Regions from separate parts of the Homo sapiens genome. Here region 1 is linked to region 2. The links are chromatin contacts, found by Hi-C or POLR2A ChIA-PET in ENCODE. All regions are on one chromosome and are shown on one strand. Each heading gives the region's core, a stretch centred on a gene start or an enhancer-like site at or near the end of the contact. The rest is flanking DNA. Distances are from core to core; before and after follow the strand shown. Region 1 has its middle 39 kb from the start of MYOT. Region 2 holds the start of FAM13B-AS1 (FAM13B antisense RNA 1).

Region 1 (2,700 bases), core at 192-2,691, 200 kb after region 2:
AGATTTACTTCTATCCTGACCCTTTCCTTTGAGGAGTATTATACCCTAAAATTACATAATATTTTATAGTTTCTCAATGCTTTCCTCTCATTTGTACCTACAACTATGCTGAGAGGTAGTTTGGGGAGGATAGTGTTGGGAAAAGCCAAGGGCTTAGATACAGTTCTACAATTATCTAGTGATTCTCAGTCTTAGTTTTTTGATGCCCAGCCTGTCTTATCTCCAAATTTGAAGAAAATATAAATTATTATTTTTAATGTTTTGATTTTTCTTTTAAATTCACTTGGTTAGAGGATATATATGCCTAACAACAGTTTTCCCTTAGGTTTCCAGAAGAGGATATTGCCTAATCAAACAGAATAATAGGGTAGCAAAACTTCCAAAACAATGTGTTAACTTTTTTTTTTTTCGAGACAGGGTCTCACTATGTTGCCCAGGCTGGAGTGCAGTGGCAGTGGCTATTCATGGGTATAATCACAGCATACTACAGCCTTGAACTCCTGGACTTAATTAAGCAGTCCTCCTGCCTCAGCCTCCTGAGTAGCTGGGACTACAGGCATGTGCCACCATGCCTGGCTCCTGTGTTAACTTTTTTAGAAAAAAAGATCTTAGGGATGAAACATACTTTTTAAGGCTCAGTTGTTTTCTACTTTAAATTGGGTTGAATGATTATATTTCTTACTCTTCCAAGTTTAGACAGTACATGCACTGAACTCTTACCACATGTCTGATTTATACAAAGTGCTATGCTGAGTGCCTCAGAAATTGAGAGAGGACCTTGCCTTCAATCCCACAAAAATTATGAAACATAAAACTGACCACTGCATATGACAGAACATTATGAGTGTCTAAAGCTAAAGATAAAGTGTTATAGGAAATCAAGATGAAGAGAGTCCTTTCAGCAACAGTTGTTGAGAAAAGTTTCATGGAAGAGGAACCAAGTCTTGAAGGATGTAGATATTAAGAGTGAAAGAGTGACAGCAAGAGTGAAGTGAGAGAAGGAGAGTAAGAGAAAGATATTAACAGGTGGAGGGAATGAGTATGAGTATAGGCTCAGAAGGAAAAATATTCAGGGTGTATTTGGGAAAGTTGTGAACAAGTTGCACTCCCTGAAAAAATTGTTAGAGAGATCCCTCCAATATTGGTTCTTCGTTATCATTGTTCTTTTTCCACTCCTACTCCAACCCAAATAAAATAAAAGAATAGGCCATTAATTCCTTCATTCAACTAGCATGCATTGAGTACCTGCTCTGTCCCAGGTGCTTTGCTAGGGAGCATAAGCTAGAAAGATCAACTAGCTTTGCCCTCAAAGGGCTCACAGTCTGGTGAGGAAGACCAACTCTTAGTTAGAAAAGGAGTTACATACAGAGTGCCCATTTTATTTGAAATGGGGCCACCTTGAAAAGAATGAGCTTGGCTGCATTGGGCTGATCGCCTAAGCTCTGTTTTTAGCCCTTGGAGCAACTTCAGGATGTGTGGCATTCCAGGAGAACAGCTGCATACTATATTCTGAAAATGACTAAAGTAGCACCTCCGTTTTTTCCAGACCCGCAGCAATGACTCTCACTAGGAAGGAGAGCCAAACCCTACCCTGTCTTGTGCTATTGGGCATGTTGTTCCACAGACTTTTAGAGGGGAAGTTTCAGATTTTCTTGCTTTTGTCCCAAAGAAAGGAGATATGGAGGAAGGAAGGGCTAAACTATAGAGGCCTCTCATTTTTTTTTAAAAAAAGTATAGAATTCTTTATTGTTATTTCTTAGTGCAGCAAGAGATAATAATGATAGATATTATTTATTAAGTGCTTAGTGCCAGGCACTGTGATGAGAGCTCTAACATGCAGCATCCAGTTTAACCCACCAGCAGTCCTAAAAATTAGCTACTATTTTCATCACCTTTTACAAATAAGGAAACTGAAGCTTAAAAAGATTAAGTAACTTTCCCATGTCACATAGCTAATGAGTGGATATGGTGGAAAGTGTAATTAATATTGGAATGCGTTTTATGTTTCATAATTTATGGAGAAAACTGAGGCCTAGAGAGAAGTGATTAGTCCATAGGCATGGAGGAAAATGATGTTAGAGCCAGCTTTAGAACCCATGTCTCAATTTTATGACTCTTTAAATTTTTAAAACTTATTTATAACAGAAAATTTCAAATATATGTATATCTATATGTCTATATATATCACCTAGTTCCTACAATCATGTATTCATGATCAATCTTATTTCATCTGTACCCCTACTGTCTTGCCCCCTACCATATTATTTTGAAGCAAATAGCAAAATATTTTGTCTATAATATAATCAAAATATTTCTCTAAGAGGTGATTTTTGTGAAAAATATAATACCATAATCACACCTAAAAATTAGTAATAACTCCTAAATACCATCAATGATCTAGTCTGCGTTCAGATTTCCAGTTGTCTCCTAAATGTCACAGTTTTTTCTTGCAGTTGGCTTGCTTGAATCAGGATCCAAATAAGGTTCACACATTACAATAGATGTATCTTCTAGTCTCTTTCAATCTATAGCTTTCCCTCCAGCATTTTTATATTCTTGTGATTGTTGAAAAAACTAGTTGTTTGTCCTGTAGAGTTTCCTGCAGTTTTGATTTTGTTGATTGTATCCCTGTGGTGTAGTTTAAGATGTTCTTCTCTTCTGTCTTCTGTATTTCCTATAAATTGATTGTTGGATCTAGAG
Region 2 (2,719 bases), core at 6-2,505:
GTAGCCCATTTACAGATCATTTCATAGGGTAACTTTATTTTTTTCAAATCTTGTCCCAAGTTCTATGAGGGTTCTTGTTTTACATTTTCCAAGTTACTAACTTCCAGCTCAGGTAGGTAAGGGACAACTGAATTGTGGTGGCTGCTATTTTTTGTGCAGGTGTTGATCTACCGGCTGTCAAGGAGTCCAAATGGAAGATCTCAAAGCCCTTAACAGACTATAACAAAGAAGAGATTGGCTGAATATTCATACCCTTGTGAGTTCAAGGGAGTTGTAGGGATGGTCTGGGTAGCCATGCAAGTTCAGAGAGCTCATTCTTTCTGCCTCCTTTCAGCTCTGCCTCCGCAGCTGGCTGATTTTAGTATACGAAGCTCCCTGTAAGCCCGCAGCCTATCGACTTCCACAGTCCCAGACTAAGGCACCGAAGCCTTACTGTTCTCTCTGGAGTCTAGGTCAGGTCCTGAGGTGAAGGGGTAGGGTGGGGGCGGGCAGGACGCAGGTGCAGCCCCGTGGTCCCGGATCTAACTCACATCTCTGGGAATGGGAACCGAAGTCACCGCTTAGGTCTCCCCCAGCGGTTTTCGGTTCAGGTCTCTGTGCTCCTCACCTGGATATGGGCGCCCTGGGGGCCTGGCTTCCTCCGCAGAGACCAGAAGCGATCTCTGTGTTCCGGATTTTCCCTTTATCTTTCCTCTCCCCAGTGTCCTCTCTGTTTCCCAACCTCCCCATACCGAGGACCCCACAACCCGCCCCGGGATGGCGCCTGGCTGCTCGCACCCTAATTCAGGACCCCAATTGGTGGGAGAGGAACCGCGGTCCTCAAGCTTGCAGGACACAGGGCCGCTGCCCGGAATGCTGTGGGGGTGGGGACCCTCGCCGCCCCGCCCCCACCAGCGGCCTGCCCCGCCCCCTCCCACGCACGTCACGTCCGGCCCGGCCTCCGCCCGCCAGCCGCTCTCCTCCCGCTCGCCGTTAGGGAGGCTCTGCACCTCAGCCGCCGCCTCTGTCGCCACTCTCTCCCCCTGTTCCGCGTCTGCGTCGCCACCACCGCCGGGGGTATCCGGGGGGTCGCTTACCGGGCTGGCCCCGCGCCACAGCCGTAGCTTTAACCTCCCGTCAGCGGCCGCCCCAGGAAGAGGCTTCTCGGCCGCGGAGCCACTTGGGGCCTCAGTTCTCGCCCTCTTGCCGTCGCCGCGGGTCCTGGAGAAGCGGCCGCGGCCAGGGAACGGGGCATCGCGGTTCCAACGGTAGGTAAACGGGCGGGTACCCGGATCTGCGCATGCGCGGGTTGCAGGTCGCCGCGGCCCTTCCCCTCCTGTTGCCCCCCAGCGCCGCCTGCCACCCGCGCCTGCTCTCGGGCGTTGCGTTTCGGGATGTGGAGGACTCTAGCAGGTGGGGCGTTCCGTGGAGAGGGCCCCCTTTCCGCTGGAGAAAGAGGAAGATGAAGCCGTGTCCCTGGCTGCCGGGGGGTGTGGCAGCCTTGGATTTGCAGCGGCTGCAGTGCAGTTGAGCGGGCGTGCCCCTCACCTCCAGCCCCTCCAGAGTAGATGGCGCGACACCCCACGTTTCTTTGCTGACCTCTCCTGCCCGCTGGCGCTGCGCCTCTTCCCCGCCCACTTCCTTCATGCTGGGCAGTGAAGTTGATGTAGAAGAAAAAGGAGTGTGTTTTATTCTGGGCTCAACTGCGCCCCTTTTTAAGGTCACGTGAGATGAGTGGTTGCGGACTTCCTTAAATCGCTCAGAGAATATAGCCAAAATTGGGCTGTTGGTGCACTGGGGCCTTGTCTAGAATGCGCTCTGCATAGGCCAGGCTGGAGGGGGACACTTTGTATAGCATTAGGGTTCGCGTGGCACGCCTGGTTTCCTAGATGAGGTTGTAGGAATCGGTTGGCACATTTGCGCAGTGGGAAACTGTTAAGCCCTTTTTGTTTGTAATCAGTTAAAATCAAACTGACTTTTAGAAAGACGGTGGATTATTTCATTTGGTTCCCCGTTTCGCCTTCTAATCAGTGAAAAAAGTTGGGCATTTACTTTGAAGGATCTGATAATCTAAAATGGTAGCCAGAATCATTACCAGTAGTAATGCAGACTATTAACATTAACTGGGGTGCACCTGTTTAGAGAGACAGACATTAAAGGGTGGTTTTGAATTATTTGTCTTTTTAGAGCTGGGTTAGTGTGAGGCTATTTTCAACCTTCCTTTTTTGGTAACCTTGAAATGCTTGTTGGCCTGGTTTTCTCACAGGTACTGTGCATTTACTAAGTGCTTGTTGATGGAATTGAATGGACTGATAATTATTTGTATATCCATTGGGAGCGCCTTCTTACTTTTTTTTTTTTTTCCTTGAGACAGTTTCGCTCTGTCGTACAGGCTGGAGTGCAGTGGAGCGATCTCGGTTCACTGCAACCTCCTCCTCCCGGATTCAAGCGATTCTCCTGCCTCAGCCTCCTGAGTAGCTGGGACTACAGGCGCCCGCCACCACGCCTGACTAATTTTTGTATTTTTGGTAGAGATCAGATTTCACTAAGTTGGCCAGGCTGGTCTTGAACTGACCTCAAGTGATCCGCCTGCCTCAGCCTCCCAGAGTTCTGGGATTACAGGCGTGAGTCACCGTGCCTTGCCCCCTTCTTACTTTTTTAATCCGTGCTGCTTTTAAAATTGGAGTAATAGTTTCTCCAGTTTAATTTTATTACTAATTTAGACACGTGTGTGACACAG

The links. Hi-C counts contacts between places; a loop is a spot of excess contacts on that map. ChIA-PET counts read pairs that join two places held with the same protein, here RNA polymerase II (POLR2A). Pooled maps may share reads with other maps.
Region 1: a map of ascending aorta shows a loop between it and region 2 (2.5-fold over the local background). The contact joins the enhancer-like site here to the promoter of FAM13B-AS1 in region 2. A Hi-C loop is called at or near these places in 3 of 168 maps with a recorded cell type or tissue (ascending aorta, chondrocyte and prostate gland) and 6 of 50 pooled maps. POLR2A ChIA-PET finds 5 or more read pairs at or near these places in 3 of 52 experiments (MCF 10A, PC-9 and RWPE1).

What each region holds. Positions count from the first base shown.
Region 1 is chr5:137,827,177-137,829,876 of GRCh38, reverse strand. No RefSeq gene overlaps it. Among named protein-coding and RNA genes, the nearest start is that of MYOT, 39 kb to the left of the region's middle. Within about 2 kb of position 1,441, at least 4 of the 41 ENCODE cell types and tissues checked have a DNase peak (open chromatin) inside an H3K27ac peak, as active enhancers do; they include ascending aorta, where a contact is called at or near this core.
Region 2 is chr5:138,031,310-138,034,028 of GRCh38, reverse strand. It overlaps FAM13B-AS1 (FAM13B antisense RNA 1), which reads right to left and starts at 1,255. Exons shown (of 2, transcript NR_037900.2): 1 at 1,077-1,255. It overlaps FAM13B (family with sequence similarity 13 member B), which reads left to right and starts at 950. Exons shown (of 24, transcript NM_001385994.1): 1 at 950-1,247. LOC124901077 (a long non-coding RNA gene) reads right to left here and starts at 890. Exons shown (of 2, transcript XR_007058952.1): 1 at 778-890; 2 at 1-534. RefSeq lists silencers at 1,242-1,291, 1,302-1,371 and enhancers at 878-1,761, 1,862-1,921.